2 separate regions of the Mus musculus genome follow, and region 1 is linked to region 2. A link is a loop called in an ENCODE intact Hi-C map of the cell type or tissue named here. Cell type or tissue: left cerebral cortex. All regions are shown on one strand.

Region 1 (5,000 bases), 56 kb before region 2:
TTGTGAAAAACTTTCCAATATTCAAAAATAAACAAAATAATTTTATTTATTTTACTGCCCCCCAAATCTCTATGTTCAACCGTATCCCATGGACTATGATCTCTTTACTACCCTCCAGATAAACATTTAGTTTTACAATGATGACATCCAACGATGACATGTTAACTTTTTATAAATATCATTTGTATCTCTTTTTAGAGTCTTCAGCTCCAAACTAGGCCAGTCCTATGCAGTTTTCAAGATGCATAGCACAAAATTTGCCTGTTTGGGAAACCTTATTTTGCAAAGAAAGAACAAGTAAAGAGCTGCTAGCAAACAAAGGATGAGCTGTCCATACCCTGGGCTTCCAGATAAACTTCCTAAGTCTCTATAGTCACAAAACATTCATATATATATATATATATATATATATTAAAAAAATTTGGGTTTTGTTTTTGTTTTTGTCTTTGTAAAATTTTGTCTACTAACTGTATGTTCATTTTCTTTCTCTCACTGTGACAGGCACCATGGCCAAAATCAGGAGAGGGAAGTATTTATTTGGCTTGCACTTGCAAGTCATGGCGCCTCATTGAGAGAAGTCATAGCAGGAACTCAGGAAGGAACTTGAGGCAGAAACCATAAAGAACACTGCCTGCTGTCTTGCTCACTCGGTCCTCCTTAGCTAGAATCCTTATTCAGTTCAGGACTCCCTGGCTGTGGAATGTTGCTGCCCATAATGGGCTGATTGATCCCTCTTACATCAGCGAGCAATCAAGAAAGTCTCCATGAGCATTCCCTCGTGACAATCTGATCTGAGCAGTTTTCAGTAAAGACTTCCTTCTCAGGTGACTCTGGCTGTTTCAAATTCAACAGTGAAAGCTAACACTATACTAAGAGGGTTTTTTGGGTTTTGGGTTTTGGTTTTTTTTATCTTTCTAAGGACAATCCCTGAAATTTGGGTTTTTGCATCTTCATTGTGTACACAATTCAAAATATATAATAGACAATAATTTTTGGTAATTTTAATTGGGATATCTGTATTAAATAAGTGGCAATAAAAAGTAGAGGAGGGTGGCTAGCAACAATGACCCTAGTTTTCCATAATTTCATAAGACTAACAGCGTTATGGAACCATTGGTAGTTTACTTGTTGAGGGAAGGAAACAGAAGGCTGGTTTCGACTAAATGGAATGGTCGAAAATCATGTGACATTTATGTATCAGCTTTGCCCTTTCCAAGTCTTTTTAACAGTATTAGTTGAATATAAAATGAAGAAGAGACATGACTTATAAAAGGCCACAGAATACAAAACAAGCCTAATTTAAATTAATGAACATAACTTTTTCTCCCCTCAAAGTCTTTTTGCCACTTGACTTTATTATGTCTTTTATAGTGTAATTTTCTTAAATGTCTTTATCCCCATTTTGTATTTGTCTATACACAAAGTGCAAAATAGGGTCTGAGTTGTGTCATCTAACACGTTAGTGGTTCCACATTTAAAATGGAATATAGGGCCTGGAGAGGTGGCTCAGAGGCTAAGAGCACTTGATGCTCCTGCAGAGAACGCTGTAGTGACAATCGGGGGAAATTTTATAAGAATATGCTTTCGTTTTAATGCCAGGTGTTGCTGCTTCAAAGCAGCTGACTGATTTGCCTCGTGCTCTAACAGAGGCATGGTTTTGCCAGCTGCAGATAGTTCCTGCAATCGTGTGATGCTTGGACTTCTGGGGACATTTAGAGGGCCCCAAGAAGGGTGTTAGTTGTTTGGTTGTTGTTGGTCTTGGTTTATTAAGTAGTCATGTACAAAGACAAAACAATCAGAAACTAGATATCTTGACATCAAAGATATCTTGCCCCAAGGAACTCGATGCCCCTAATCAGCAGCAAGTAGTCTAGCAATAACATTGTCCCCTTGCCAGCCCCTGACTTTATTTAGGGATCTAGTTCCTTTCCTCTCTGTTCTTTTTTCTCTCTTATCTAGTATTAGGGAGTTGAAAGGGTGGAAGAAAGAACCCACAACATAGCCAAAAGCAAGCTAAAGAACCCAGGTCTGTTTCCTTGTTCCCAAAAAAGTTGGCTCATAACCATCTGTAAGTCCAGTTCCAGGAGTTCTGATGTCCCTTCTCACCTACATGTATTCTATTTTCCCTCCCTTGAAAGGCTCTTCCCACTGGCCCTTAGTAATTTCCTGACCTCTCTGGGTATTCCAAAAGAAACATAGATACCTAAAGATTCAAAGCTAATCTCCACAAATGAGGGAAAATGTGACATTTGTCTTCCCGAGTCTGGATCATCACACTCACAGTGATTGTTTTCAGCTCCATTTATTTCATAGTTTCATTTTTTTCTTAATCACTGAGTAATATTCCAACGTGTAAATATACCACACTTTTCATGGCCCATTCATCAGTTGACAGTCAGCTAAACTATCCCCATTTCCTGGACATTGTGAGTAGAACTCCAATAGAATAAGAATAAATAGGTACCTCTACATTAGCACATAGCGTCTTTAGAGCACATGCCCAGGAGTGAAATCATTGGATCATATGGCAGATCTAGTTTTAGATTTTGGATGCTCCTCCACACTAATTTCCATAGTGGCTGAACCAGTTTGTACTCCCACCAACAGTGAATAAGTGCTCCCCTTTCCCTCCATCAATGCTAGTATTTGTAGTTGTTGGGTTTCTATGTTTTTATGGGGTTTTGTATTTATTTTATTTTAATTAATTAATTAATTTTTTTTACCGTAGCCATTCTGACTGCTGTAAGATGAAATCTAAAAGTAAATTTAATTTGTACTTTCCTGATGGCTAAAGGTGTTGGACAATTTTTTTAAAGGTTTTTCAGGCATTTCTATTTCATTTTTGAGAACTCCTTATTTAGTTCCATGTCCCACTTTTTAGGTGGAGAGTTTGCTATCTTGATATCTATTTTTTTCTTCTTTATATACTCCAAATACAAGCAAATGTGTAACTAGTGAATGTTTCCTCCTCACTCTAGTGAGAGTGTCCTTTGTTGTCCAAGAACCATTTGGCTTCATGAGCTTCCATTTATTAATTGTTGAGTTTAATGCCTGTGTTAACAGGGTCTGTGGGAAACGTCCTTTCCTGTGTCAGTGAGTTCGAGTGTATTTTCTACTTTCTCCTTTGCCAAATTCAGGATATCTGGACTTATGTTAAAGTCCTTGATCCATTCAGACTTGAGTTTTTTGTTCAGGGTCAGAGATAAGTACTAAATTTCATTCTTCTACAAATAGCTATACAGGCTGACCAGCACCATTTGTTGAAGATGCTGTCTTTGATTGAAATGGAGGTTTACAAAGGTCTTGAGTTTGTTTTTTGCCAGTACCATGCTGTTTTCATTACTATCATTCTATAGTATATCTTGAAATCTGCAATGGCGAGAACTCCAGCAATTTCTTTTTGTTGTCAGGGTTGTTTTGGCTATCTTGAATGTTAATATGCATAAAATAAAAATATATAAATCTTTTTAAAATATTGCAGTATAGAGGAGGAAAAGATCTTTGAGGATTGTCTGGTTCAAATCCCCCTTCAAAGATGTCAAATAATTTGAAATCACTTATCCTAACCCATATTCTCTTTTTCAAATTTTAATCAACACTGAAATCCTTCTGCTATGCTTGGTTAAAGGGGAGGTGAGCAGAATCATCAAACAAGAATAGTTTATCACAAAGCAATCAACACGATGTCTGCAAGAGACATGACATTTGTTGATTTCACTGGAGTTGTGTCAGGGGATAACCAAACAGGATTAAGAAGTCTGGAGAGAAAGCTGATATTCCAGCTTTCAAAATGGTTTCAACAAGACTATCAGAGACTTATAATGGATTTAAACAATCCATTATAATTTAGCCTCGAGATTTCATTGTCTGCTTGATACAAGGAGTATTAGCTTGTATTCTGCCAGGCTTTCCATACATTACGGACTGACTGTATGCTCTGAAATCATGAGGCAAAATAAACCAGGGTTGGGTATAGAAGGAAGATGAAGAAGAAGAAGGGGAGGAAGAACGAGAAGGAGAAAGAGTGAGCTTAGAGAGAAACTAGGAAAGATCTGAAGAAATAAAATAACATAGACAGGAGTCGTATCAGTGGACTTAGGGGATTTAACCACTCTTAGCATTACTTTCTTCCAAGGAATATAAGAATAGAGATATTTACCTAACGCATAAGGCCATCATGAGGACTGAATTAGATAATACTATTCATACTAAAAAGCTAACACTTTGTATGTTTAGTAAATGCCATCTTCATCTTCACAAGACCCCATGATGGAGGTACTACTATCATGTCCTTGCCTTAAAAAATAGTGAAGTGAGGTATAGAATGGTAAAGTAGTGTGTCCTGCGTCAAGTTAGTAACTTGAAAATCAGAGAAATCTTGCAAGGAGAGCCAGCCCCAGAGTCCCTACTTAGCCAATAAATTGATTGACTCCAGTGTTATTAGTATGCCCAAATCTTTTTCAATATTCAGAACTAGGTACATAATAAGAGCTTAATAAATGCTAGTTCTTACTGTTTCATACTTTCTTATCTGAAGAAGGAAGAGTCACCCATTGAGTGAAGGCCCATATCATAGTGCATTGACCTGATACAGTGTTTTATTTTACCTTAGCCTAGAAGAGGAGGTCTATTCTTTCACATCTTTCATGACATGACAGATTGAGGGGTTAGTATTTTGTGGGGGTTTTGGTGTTTGCATATTGTTTGTTAATTTGTATTCAAATGGGTGCACACATATGTGCAGGTGTGCAATCATTTGTGTATACATGCTTATGGGCCAGAAGTCAATCTTAATGCCATCCATCAGGAAGTAGCCATCTTGGGTTTTGTTTTTTTTTTTTCGAAAACAATTTTTTAATTAGGTATTTTCTTCATTTACATTTCAAATGCTATCCTGAAAGTCCCCTATACCCTCCCCCACCCTGCTCCCCAACCCATCCACTCCCTGGTCCTGGCATTCTGCTGTACTGGGGCATATAATCTTCACAAGGCCAAGGGCC
Region 2 (5,000 bases):
CCAAGAAAAGAGGAGGAGGAGGAGGAGGAGGAGGAGGAGGAGGAGGAGGAGGAGGAGGAGGAGGAGAGGGAAGAGGAGAACAACAACAACCACCCCAAGGAGATTAGCAAACATAGAGGATAGATACTTGAAAACATTTAAGTTGAAATAATAAAGCATACTAAGTACGGGAAAGCCCACAGGCAAATATTCAAGAACTCTCTGTAGTTTGAGAGCCTCACTTTACTAGCAATGGAAGTGGAGTTGGAAGGAGACATTGGTTCTGTTTCTTTTCTTTTCTTTTTTTTTAATATTTTTATTATGTATTTTCCTCATTTACATTTCCAATGCTATCCCAAAAGTCCCTCATACCCTTCCCCCCCCCCCCACTCCCCTACCCACCGACTCCCACTTTTTGGCCCTGGAATTCCCCTGTACTGGGGCATATAAAGTTTGCAAGTCCAATGGGCCTCTCTTTCCAGTGATGGCCTAGTCGGCCATATGCAGCTAGAGTCAAGAGCTCTGGGAAACTGGTTAGTTCATAATGTTGTTCTACCTATAGGGTTGCAGATCCCTTTAGCTCCTTGGCTACTTTCTCTAGCTCCTCCATTGGGGGCCCTGTGGTCCATCCAATAGCTGACTGTGAGCATCCACTTCTGTGTTTGCTAGGCCCTGGCATAGTCTCACAAGAGAGAGCTATATCTGGATCCTTTCAGCAAAATCTTGCTAGTGTGTGCAATGGTGTTAGAGTTTGGAAGCTGATTATGGGATGGGTCCCTGGATATGGCAGTCTCTAGATGGTTCATCCTTTCATCACAGCTCCAAACTTTGTCTCTGTAACTCCTTCCATGGGTGTTTTGTTCCTAATTCTAAGAAGGGGCAAAGTGTCCACACTTTGGTCTTCATTCTTCTTGAGTTTCATGAGTTTAGCAAATTGTATATTATATCTTGGGTATCCTAAGTTTCTGGGCTAATATCCACTTATCAGTGAGTACATATTGTGTGAGTTCCTTTGTGATTGGGTTGCCTCACTCAGGATGATGCCCTCCAGGTCCATCCAAATGCCTAGGAATTTCATAAATTCATTCTTTTTAATAGCTGAGTAGTACTCCATTGTGTAATTAACCTAATAGTTAGATCTCTCACAGGAAAATGTGAACTTTCTCCAAGTATAAAGTAAGGCCTGCCTACCTGATGCTGCAAAGAAGTCAAACTACCTCCAGGAACATTCAAAGTATTCAGGACATTAATCAGACTGTCCTTCCTTTTTTTCTTCATTTCTTGAGACTCAATGATGGTCTTTCGGGGGGGCCTGCCTGACAAGCTGAAGACTTCGAATCAGCTGGAAGATCTGACTGTAATTGTTCCCAACTCATTAGTTTTCCCTAAAGTCTACATCTAGAAATATAGAAACTGTTCTGTGCTTATGTAAATTCTGTCTTACAATTATTTCCTTGTTTCATTCATGTAATACTCACCCAACCAGACATAGGAGTCTAGTTAAGACGTGATATAATGCTTACTGTTGATATCCTCATGTAATTCATGTATTATTTACTGGGAAAAACACACCGAAATCAATAAGCCAATGTATTGAAATGGTATAGAAATCAATATAGCATGGTAAGGAAAACAGAGAAAGCGTGTGAAGAGAGTTGTACTACATATGAGTTTTAGGGTTACTAGGTCAAGATGTTATATGTAAAATGTAATCTGAAGAATGAAGTATGTGTGTGTTCCAGAAGATTGACACATGCCAAACTTTGGTAAGAGAGAAAAGCTAGCAAAATATGAGTCCCTGAATGAGGCCAGAGGACAATACTGGGCAGGGTTGGAGAAGCAGAGGAACAAACATTGGGGACTGTCTTAGGATTTTACTGCTGTGAAGAGATACCATGACCAAGGCAAGTCTTGTAGAGGATAACATTTAATTGGGGCTGGCTTACAGGTTCAGAAGTTTAGTCCATTATCATCAAGGTGGGAGTATGACAGCATCCAGTCAGACAAGGTGTGGGCAGAGCTGAGAGTTCTACATCTTCATCTGAAAGCTGCTAATGGAAGACTGACTTACAGGCAGCTAGGATAAGGGTCTTAAAGGACATGGCCACGCCCATGGTGACACACCTACTCCAACAAGGCCACACCTCCAAATAGTGCCATGCCCTGGGCCAAGCATATTCAAACCATGACTGTATCAAACAAAGTGACTTCTCTGGAGCTTGTTCATTAACATCGGAAACAATGAAGGCTTTCAGCAAGGACGATGGTAATCCTCTAGTGGCTTTGTATACTAAAAAGAGGTCAGAGGTCATGATGAAATGCAGAAACACGTTGAGTCTGTCTTCTGCCCTGAAGCTAGGCTATAATCATGAAAGCCAAGTAGGTGCTATGACTGGGGGTCTAACCTGGGCTAGGAAAGGTACCCGAGCATGAATGAGTTATGACATACATTCATTTCATGCTATGACATAGCCCTCTACACTAATAACATTGGTGCTAATAAGTAATGAGGCACAGTCTGTAAATCTAGTACCCAGGATTCTGAGGCAGGAGGGCCGTGAGCTGAGGTACTATCTGAGGTACATAGCAAAGCCTAAGACAGCCTGGACTCCGAAACTCAGTCTTAACAGAAATACACCATAAAACCCCACAAAACATAGGGATTTCAGAAGGACATTGTATTGAGATAACATTTTTAGAGCTCTACATCTTGAAGCAATACAAAATGGAAATTACTTTCAGGCAGGCAAAGATGACAAGAGCAGAAAGAAGAAAGATGACAACTTCCCCCGCCTGCTTCTGATACTATTTCCTCCAACTCCTCCCTCTGTGAATGTCTTCAGCTGATGTAAGGAACCTATTCTTGACTACAGGGAACATATGTTGTCTTTAAATGCTATGCCCTTACAAACAACTTATATTTTTTCCTCCTTTTAAAAAAAGGATATCCATATTTGATCTTTGTGGAAGTACCATCATCCGAGTAGGAGCATGGTCTTTTGATGGAGCTATTAAAGTGTTTTACTTTTCTTGTTCACTAAAGCATGAAATGCCACTGGCTTTGGCTTTGCACATGCAATGTGATTTGAACTTTTCCTCGGTGACCACACCATCCCAAACAGTGGGTCATCTGATTCAGCAATTACTCAATTTGCATGTGGACATCCTTATCAATAACTCATTTCATGCTATATTTTCCATTTTTGCTTTGGGTATGTTGACCTAGTTCCGACTAATTGCTTCTTAATACATCATAGATAAGTCATTTGCCTACTGTTTCTATTTAACTTGATAATTAATAATAGAAATAATAATAATAATTATGACAACTTGGGGGGTCACTTTGAACTGAGCTTTTCTGTTTCTACCTCTTTTGTAGGGCAACTTCAAGTGATCCATATTATGCTTGGAAGAAAGATGGTGTCCTCAGGGTCTGTGGTACCCAGAGCTCACTAATGTCTAAAGGAGGAACTAGAACTGGCTGGGGCCTCGCAGGTCCTATATTCTACCTCCAGAGATTCTGACCTATTCAACAATCACATGCTGATGTTCAGAAAGCTGGCCAGACTTCAGAATCAAGAATCCTGATCATAACTTGACAAAAACACTTAGGAGTATGGAACCTATCAAGCAAAACTCTCCAGGCAATGAGACACGTGAAAGCTTTTATTTTATATATTTTTCAACCCCATGTTTAAGATAACTGTTTCATTTGAGCTGGACAAACATCTATGGTCGGGAGCACCAGTGTTTTGCTCCCGTGCTCTCCCTGAGAAATGGAGACTGGCGGAGGCTTCTCAAGCAATACAATGTGAAAGTGCCATGTCAGGTGTCCAAGGACAATCTTTGTGTTTCCTAAAACTAAAAATCTAACTCCGTATGAAAAACTAAAATACATATGGAATTACAAGGAAAAGCTAAAAAATCAAAATGCCTGAATATCTAGAGCAATTCTTAGCTAAAAGAACAAAGGGGGAGATATGCTACCTGACACCTAGGGTCTAATTCTGTTGACATCAGTGGTAGCATGCTCGGCTGTGCATTTGGTCCTAAGTATTGTGAAAAAGAATTTATGTATATAGAATACATGGATGTAAATATATACAGAGAAATATATATATATACATACACTCATACATACATAGAACTACAGTAATGAAAGCAGCAGGAGATTAGCATAAAAACAGCCATATGGAGCAATGGAACAGAATATAGATCCTAGAAGAAAACTCCCTCATCCAAAACCAGGTGATTTTTGAGGAAGATGCCAAGAACATATGCAGAGGAAAGAGCAACCTCTTCAGTAAAAAGCACTGAATAACTTGGATTTCCTTAGGAAGAATGAAGTTAGACCCCTATCATTTCTCACAAAGATCAACTAAGAATAGATAGGACTTAAACATAGGATTCAGGTTATAAAACTGCTAGAAGGGAACACAGGGAAAATGATCATGACTCTGAAATGGTATTTTCTTCTTTTGATAAAACTTCAAAATGTGCTGGAAACAAAAGCAAAAATAGATAATTGGGATTATGTCAAACAACAAAAAAGTTCCCTATGTAGCAAGAGAGATGACGAACTGAATGAAGAGACACCCTACCGGATGAGTGAAAACATTTGCAAACTGTTCATTTGAGAAGAGCTAATACCCAGAACACAAGAGCAATGGAAACAAGTCAATGGTGTGTGTTCCCCCATCCCCCCAGGCCAGATTTCAAAATGGTGAGCAGACTGTCCTAGCCATACATCTGTTGCTGTGACAAAATACCACAACCAAGGTAACTCTTAAAAGAAAACGTTTAATTAGGGCTTTCTTATAGTTTCAGAGGTTTAATCTGTTTATAATCACAGGGGGCGGGGCAGAGCACAGCAGCTTGCAGGCAGGTGCTGGAGCTAAACTGTAGTTTAGTTCAGCTGTAGCTGAGAACGAAACCCTGATCCACAGACAGGAAGAGAGAAAAGCCCTGGCAAGGGCTTTTCAAACCTCAAGGGTCAACCCAACAACACCCTTCCTCTAACA

Evidence for each region. Hi-C counts contacts between places; a loop is a spot of excess contacts. Peaks named below come from ENCODE experiments on the same cell type or tissue, not always from the same donor. Only the 100,000 strongest peaks of a DNase experiment are listed, where the experiment ranks them.
Region 1: a loop joins it to region 2, with 7 times the contacts of the local background. A loop is called at or near these places in 3 of 42 quality-filtered maps.

What each region holds. Positions count from the first base shown.
Region 1 is chr9:82,983,024-82,988,023 of GRCm38, forward strand. No RefSeq gene overlaps it. Among named protein-coding and RNA genes, the nearest start is that of Phip, 10 kb to the left of the region's middle. In left cerebral cortex, no CTCF peak of the experiment used is centred here; a DNase peak (open chromatin) is centred at 2,505.
Region 2 is chr9:83,038,758-83,043,757 of GRCm38, forward strand. It overlaps Gm39383 (a long non-coding RNA gene), which reads left to right. Exons shown (of 6, transcript XR_870950.2): 6 at 3,359-5,000. Among named protein-coding and RNA genes, the nearest start is that of Gm35746, 32 kb to the right of the region's middle. In left cerebral cortex, no CTCF peak of the experiment used is centred here; DNase peaks (open chromatin) are centred at 2,774, 4,191 and 4,561; H3K27ac peaks cover 465 bases.